2 separate regions of the Homo sapiens genome follow, and region 1 is linked to region 2. A link is a loop called in an ENCODE intact Hi-C map of the cell type or tissue named here. Cell type or tissue: IMR-90. All regions are shown on one strand.

Region 1 (4,000 bases), 68 kb after region 2:
CAAAAAAGAATAAAAAACAATGAAGCATGCCTACAGAATATATTATAGAAAATAATCTTAAAAGGGCAAATTTAAGAGTTATTGGTCTTAAAGAAGTGGTAGAGAAAGAGATCGGGATAGGAAGTTTAATGCAAAGGGATAATAACAAGAACTTTTCAAACACAGAAAAAGATATCAATATCCAAATACAAGAAGGTTGTAGAACACCAAGAAGTTTTCACCCAAAGAAGATAAATTCAAGGCATTTAATAATCCAGCTCCCAATGGTCAAGGACAAGGAAAGGATCCTAAAGGCAGCAAGAGTAAAGAAACAAATAACATACAATGGAGCTCCAATACATCTGGCAACAGACTTTCCAGTGGAAACCTTACAGGCCAGGAGAGAGGTGGCATTACATATTTAAAGCGTTGAAGGAAAAAAAAAAACTTTTACCCTAGAATAGTATAACTGGTGAAAATATTCTTCAAACATGAAGGAGAAATAAAGACTTTCCCAGATAAGCGAAAGCTGAGGGATTTCATCAATACCAGACCTGTCCTACAAGAAATGCTAAAGGAAGTACTTCAATCAGAAAGAAAAGGACATTAATGAGCAGTAAATAATCACCTGAAGATACAAAACTTACTGGTAAGTACATAGAAAAACACAGAGTATTGTAACACTGTAACTGTGGTGTGTAAACTACTCTTATCCTAAGTAGAAAGACTGAACAATGAACCAATAAAAATAATAACTACCACAACTTTTAAAGACATGGTCTGAACAAAAATTTATAAATAAATAGAAAAAAACAAAAAGTTAAAAAGTCAGGGGATGAAGTTAAGGTTAGAGTTTTTATTAGTTTTCTTTTTGCTTGTTTATTTATGCAAATAGTGTTAAGTTTTTATCAGGTTAAAATGATGAGTTATAAGATAGTATTTGCAGACCTCATGATAACCTCAAACAAACAAAAAACATACAATGGGTACACAAAAAATAAAAAGCAAGAAACTAAATCATATCACCAGAGAAAATTACCTTCACTAGAAGAATATAGGAAGGAAAGAAAGAAGGAAGAGGAGACCACAAAACAACCAGAAAACAGATAACAAAATGGCAGGAGTAAGTCCTTATCAATTATAACATTGAATGTAAAAAGACTAAACTCTCCAATCAAAATACATAGACTCATTGAGTGGATGAAAAAAACAAGACCCAGTGATCTGTTGCCTACAAGAAACACACTTCATCTGTAAAGACACACATAGACTGAATATAAAAGGATGGAAAAAATCTATGCCAGTGTGAATCAAAAAGGAGCAGGTGTCACTACACTTATGTGAGACAAAATAGATTTGAAGACAGAAAACTATTAAAAGAAACAAAGAAGTTCACTGTATAATAATAAAGGGGTCAATTCAGCAAGAGGATATAGCAATTTTAAATATATGTATGTGCCTAACACAGGAGCACACAGATATATAAAGCAAATATTATTAGAGCTACAGAGAGAGATAGGCTCCAATACAATAATAGCTGAGGACTTCAACACCCCTCATTCAGCATTGGACAGATCTTCCAGAGAGAAAATCAGCAAAGAAACATCAGACTTAATCTTCACTATAGACCAAATGGATCTAATAGATATTGACAGAACATTCCTCCAATGGCTGCAGAATACACATTCTTTTCCTCAGCACATGGATAATTCTCAAGGATAGACCATATATTAGGTCACAAAATAAAACATTCAAAAAAATTGAAATAATATCAGGCATTTTCTCTGACCACAATGGAGCAAAATTAGAAATCAATAACAAGAGGAATTTTGGAACCTATACAAATACATAGAAATTTAACAATGTGCTCCTGAATGACCAGTGGGTCAATGAAAGAATCAAGAAGGAAATTGAAAAATTTCTTGAAACAAGCAATGGAAACACACATACCAAAACCTATGGGATACAGCAAAAGCAATTCTGAGGGAATTTTATAGCTATAAGTGCCATAATGTCAAATAAACAATCTAAAATAAATATCTTAAAGAACTAGAAAAGCAAGAGCAAACTAAACCCCAAGTTACTGGAAGAAAAGAAATAATGAAAATCAGAGCAGAAATAAAGGAAATTGAAATGAAGAAAACAATACAAAACATCAATGAAACAAAAGTTTGTTATTTGAAAAGTTAAAAAAATTGACAAACCTTTCACCAGACAAAAAAAGAGAGAGAGAGAGATGATCCAATTAAATAAAATCAGGAATGAAAAAGGAGACATTACAAGTGATACTGCAGCAAGTCAAAGGATTACTAGTGGCTACTATGAGCAACTATATGCCAATAAATTGGAAAATCTAAAAGAAATGGACAAATTCCTAGATACATACAACATACTGAGATTAAAACAGGAAGAAATCCAAAACCTGAACATACCAATAACAAGAAATGAGATTGAAGCCATAATAAAAAGTCTCCCTGCAAATTAAAGCTCACAACCCGATGACTTCACCGCTGAATTCTACCAAACATTTAAATAAGAACTGTTACCAATCCTACTCAAACTATTCCAAGAAATAGAGGAGAGGTAATACTTCCAAACTCATTCTATGAGACCAGTATTACCCTGATACCAAAACCAAAAACACATTGAAACAAAATAAAACAAAAAACTACAGACTAATAGCTTTGATGAATATTGATGCCAAAAATCCTCAACAGAATACTACTAAACCAAATCCAACAATACATTAGAAAGATCATTCATCATGACCAAGTAGGATTTATCCTAGGCATGCAAGGATGATTCAACATAAAAAAATAAATCCACATAATACATCATATCAAAAGAATGAAGGATAAAAATGATCAATTGATCTTTTCAATTGATGCTGAAAAAGCATTTGATAAAATTCAACACTCCTTCATAATAAAACCCTCAAAAAATTGGGATAGAAGGAACATAATAAAAGCCATATATGACAGACCCACAGATATTAAATAGTATCATACTGTATGGGGAAAAACTGAAAGCCTTTCCTCTATGATTGGGAACATAACACAGATGCCCACTGTCACCACTGTTATTCATCATAGTACTGGAAGCCCTAGTTAGAGTAATCAGAGAAGATTGAAAAAAGGGCATGTGAATTGAAAAGGAAGAAGCCAAATTGTCCTTTTTTGCAGATGATATAATCTTGTATTTAAAAAAGCTAAACCTAAAGATTTCACAAGAAAGCTACTAGAACTGATAAACAAATTCAGTAAAGTTGCAGGATACAAAATCAACACACAAAAATCAGAGCATTTCTGTATGCCAAGAGTGAACAATGTAAAAAATAAAAACTAAAAAGTAATTCTATCAACAATAGCCACAGATAAAAGCAAATATCTAGGAATTAAGTTAACCAAAGAAGTGAAGGATCTCTATAATGAAAACAATAAAACACTCATGAAAGAAATTGAAGGGAACACCAAAAAATGGAAAGATATTTCATCATCATGGATTGGAAGAATCAATATTGTTACAATGTCCATGCTACCCAAAGCAATCTACAGATTCAGTGCAATCTCTATCAAAATGCCAATGACATTCTTTACAGAAATAGAAAGAACAATCCTAAAACTTATATGGAACTACTTTTGTGGACCTAGAATAACTAAAGCTATTCTTAGCAAAAAGAACAAAACTAGAAGAATCACATTACCTCGCTTCAAATTATACTACAGAGATATAGTAACCAAAACAGCATGGTACTGGTATAAAAATAGACACATAGCTCAAAGTTAAGAGAATAGAGGACCCAGAAACAAATCCACACACCTACAGTGAACTCATTTTTGAGAAAGTTGCCAAGAACATATGCTGGGGAAAAGACAGTCTCTTCAATAAATGGTGCTGGAAAACTGGATATCCATATGAAGAAGAATGAAACTAGACCCTATCTCTTGTCATATACTAAAATCAAATCAAATAAAAATGGATTAAAGACCTAAATCTAGGACTTCAAACTATGAAACTACTA
Region 2 (4,000 bases):
ACACTTGACATTTGTGGTGTTTGAGGTGTGTAAACAATCGTGGGACCAAAGACCAAAGGATGGAGATTTGAAGCTAGAAAAGCATTGCAAATTCAGAAAATTTCTTTCTACTTCAAGTTAATTCTTTAGTTTCTTTACTGAAAAGGCAACTTATACTGATTCTTTGAAACTTAGCTCCTTAATTTATCTTTAGTTTCACGTTTGACAGTCTTATTATCAACTAAGTATTACTCTCTTTTGAAACATACCTTTCTCAGTCTTGAGAATGGTAAAAGCAATAATTTAGATCCATTTTTATGAAAGAAAACATGAATTTATAAGTGTTTGGAAAGTTAGGTCTGTAGAGTGCATTTATTTACTCATATGGAATGAAGTGTTTCCATTCATTCTCTCAATATTTTTGAAAGCACATTATGTCCAGAGTGGGACTAGACTCTGTGGATTTAGGAAACAAATTCTTTTTATGGTACATATATAAATTAATAAAATTCAATAGATGAAATGAATACCCAAAATGTATATAGATACATATATTTTAATTAACCCTGTAACCACGACTGCTTCATATACTTAAATACTATTCACTCTGAGATTGCATAAATAAATCCTTTGTTTCCTCAAATCCAATTAACTTTTTCCCACCAATGTTGGAAGGTAATCACAGGTAGAGCACTGTAAATTGACACAATGTTAACATTTTATATACAGTGTAACTTTAGGATGGTAATACACATATAGATACCTTCTCTCCCACAGCTCCCCAAAGGAAGGAGAAAAGACAAAAGCCTTGGGGAAAAAACATTAAATGTTAAGTGGATCTTCTCAGTGTGGTACAATTACTATGGATGATTGTCTTAATCCTTTCTAAAATTTCTCTAATGTACTTTCATAATCAAATTCTAGCCCAGTTTAAGTGAGTTATATGTATTTGGGGGAAGATAAAGTGTTGCTGGTTTTGTGTTTCTGTTATCAAAGTAGTATAACAAAGTTAAAAAAACTGTTCATTAGTAGGGGTATGCATCAAAATTGTACCTTTTATATGAATTGATATAGATGATATATTATTACTTTACCCTGAACATTGTTGAACTGTAAGTTGATAACATTTTAAAAATTCAGCTGAAATGGATTTTGGCTGGGGAGATAGCTTATTGACAGTATGCAGGTGTCAGTTCTGGGAAGACTGTTACTGCAGGTCTGGATACTAGACCATCTACTGAGTTCAGTTGTCATTTTGTGTACATATAGCAGTATTCATGATCATACCAACTCCCACTGCTTTCTGAAGATGCTACAGGGAAATCTAAAGGAGACATTATTTGCCTGGCCTGACAAAAAATCCAATGAGATGGTCAAGAAGTCTGAAAGAGTCTTGAGGGAAAACCAGTGTGCCTACATCAATGGTAACATCTTATTCTTTTTCTAAGGGCAAGTGGGAAGAACCATGACCTTTTGTCTGAAATATTGGTTACTTACACTTTTTATGCAGTAGAACCTGGATCATGAGTCATGATTTAAAATACTTGGGAAATGACTTAAACATAGCAGGTTTTGTTTTTTAAGCCTTTGTATCTTGGTTGGAATCACTTATTGAAAACATATGCATGCAGATCAGTATCCACTGAAAAGTCATTTACTTGCCAAGACTTAAGACAGTTAAAATAAAATATGAATTTACTTCAGTGGAGTCTTTCAACAAAAGAGATCAAGTTGGAAACATTAGCCTTGTGTTAGAAAATAGAACAAAATGTTCTGTAACTAATTAAGAATGCTAGCTAGTCTCTGTTTTTCTAAAATACATATAGCATACCTAAAAAGTATCCTCGAGGGAAATTTTACAAAGCACGTTATTGGCCAGTGATTTATACATATCTTACCAAGAATTCCTTATCTTTTCTAAATGGGATATGGGATAGCCAAATACTTTTCAAGAGAGGCAGTGATTAATTTCCATATTCCTAAAAGGAACAGTAACTTTCCAAAAAGCTCATTAAAATGTATATGAGACAGATAGATAGTTTTTTATTCCCTTTTACGTAGGAGGTTGCCAACACATAGGAAGATTAAACAATTTGTCCAAGGTTACTCAGCTTTTAAGTGGCAACCAGAATTTGAACCTAAGCAATTTGATTGAAAAACCTATGTTCTTCATCAGCATGTACCCCACCTATATAAAGTATTATAGAGCTTTGGGGGATTTTTTTTTGGCAAAGCAAGTTTTTTTCTCCATAAATCTTACTGGCCTCGATATTTGGCCTATATACAAGTCACTTGCAAAGATCAAATTGTATGGGAAGTTGTCGCTCATTCACATAACACAAGGATGTTAGTTTCCTATGTGGCAGGAAGCTCTGATTCATTTACCCAAATAATGTGAGGGTTGCTATCTATAAGGCACACCAGATTTCCAAGAAAATTCTGTTGTCTGTACATTCACAGTAAAGCTTTCAGAATAATTTCAGAAGTAAAGCATTCACACACCTTTCAGAATAATTACTTTCAGCTGGAGTCAGAGTGCTTGTGAAAATAGATCAGATCTTTAAGAATAGGTAAGCTTTTTAAAGGTCTTCAATGCAAAAACCTATAGAATCTCAACAGATAAGGAAGTGGTATACATCAGGGATAAAGCTGTGGTGAGGCCTGGTATGAACTGGAGTATACAAGCCTCATATTAAGGTGACAGCAGTGGCCACCCAGCTCCAGTGAGATCAACCTGGTTTCTTTTTCCATAGAAGTTGGAAATTCTGGGTTTTATATGAAATTTTGCCAATTATTAAAATATTCGGTGGGATATGTTAATTATTTCTGTAGACTAATTACCCAAATAACTTAAAAGCCACAAATTTTCAACCTCTGATTCTTACAGATGCAGGAGTAGGGGTGGAGATGGATAGTGATCAGGGGGAAGGATGTTGCAAGTACAAGGAAGAGCACAAGTGAAGGTACAATTGTTGTAAAAAATGGAAACTATTCAAGCATTGGGGGAAGGAAAGAAAGAAGAATGGGTTTGGTCAGTGGATTAGCAGGAGAGTAAAGTGAGCTCAGGGTATGGGCCTGCAAGACCAGCTAAAAGTAAGGACTTTCTTTGGTCAGCAGAGTTATAATTGGGAATATCTTGATCGATTTGGTGGCAGCATGCAACATAGGGTGGAGGAGAAGGGAGGACTGGGGCAAGGAGACCAAGTTGCCTATTGTAATGAGCAAAAGGTCGACCGGGCCTGGACCTAACTCTGCTTCATAAATACCCCCAAGAAAAGTCCAGTATTACTGTGACAGAGGGTACACCATGACCATAAAGGAAAAAGAAGCAAAGATCAAAATATAATAATAATGCCTGGATTATTAATAGGAGCTTCTCTAAAGGATGGGTGTCTTGTTTTTGCAGGGTCTTTGCTTGCAGGATTGTCAGCATGCATTAGATGATGCGTGGACCTGCAGTGTTGAACATTTGTTCAAAACTGTGCTTTAGCCAGTATATTATGAACACAACAAGCTACAGGATCAAAGAATTTGCAGATCTGAGAATTAGGCACCAGTTTTAGAAATAAGGAAAATGAAAGATCCTAGAATGTGTGGCTTGTTCAAAGATAGCATCGCTAATTACCTAGAAGTAGAACTTAAGTCTTCTGGTTCTATGCTTCATTCTTCTTTATGATGTGCACTCATGGAGCTAGATCATAAAGAAGAAAGCACAAAGCCTCATGGGGTGCCTACATTAGTTATGCTAAATTCATTACTTGATTAATCCCTGAAACTTTCTTGTAACTGTGTAAGTTTATTAACATTTTTTAATTGAGTATTTCATCTCGTTTTTTTGTTTTGTTTGTTTTGTTTTGTTTTTGTGTGTGTGTGTGTTTAATCTTCTTGAAGATCTCTCTCCCAGGGCCTCTTGACTGCTTCAGCACAGATTCGTTGATCTCTAGGCCAGGGGTGAGCTGTGATCCTGAGATTCCTTACAATGTAAGGCTTACATTCTCTCAAGCTTTCCCTTTGCTGTTTC

The links. A loop is a pair of places that touch in the nucleus more often than their neighbours do. Peaks named below come from ENCODE experiments on the same cell type or tissue, not always from the same donor. Only the 100,000 strongest peaks of a DNase experiment are listed, where the experiment ranks them.
Region 1: it touches region 2 in a loop (16-fold over the local background); 1 of 110 quality-filtered maps calls a loop at or near these places.

What each region holds. Positions count from the first base shown.
Region 1 is chr5:115,740,645-115,744,644 of GRCh38, reverse strand. The region is part of intron 1 of LOC124901048 (a long non-coding RNA gene); the gene reads right to left. Among named protein-coding and RNA genes, the nearest start is that of CDO1, 74 kb to the left of the region's middle. In IMR-90, no CTCF peak of the experiment used is centred here; no DNase peak of the experiment used is centred here.
Region 2 is chr5:115,808,564-115,812,563 of GRCh38, reverse strand. It overlaps CDO1 (cysteine dioxygenase type 1), which reads left to right. Exons shown (of 5, transcript NM_001801.3): 3 at 1,249-1,403. Among named protein-coding and RNA genes, the nearest start is that of CDO1, 6.1 kb to the left of the region's middle. RefSeq lists a silencer at 2,238-2,532. In IMR-90, no CTCF peak of the experiment used is centred here; a DNase peak (open chromatin) is centred at 1,543.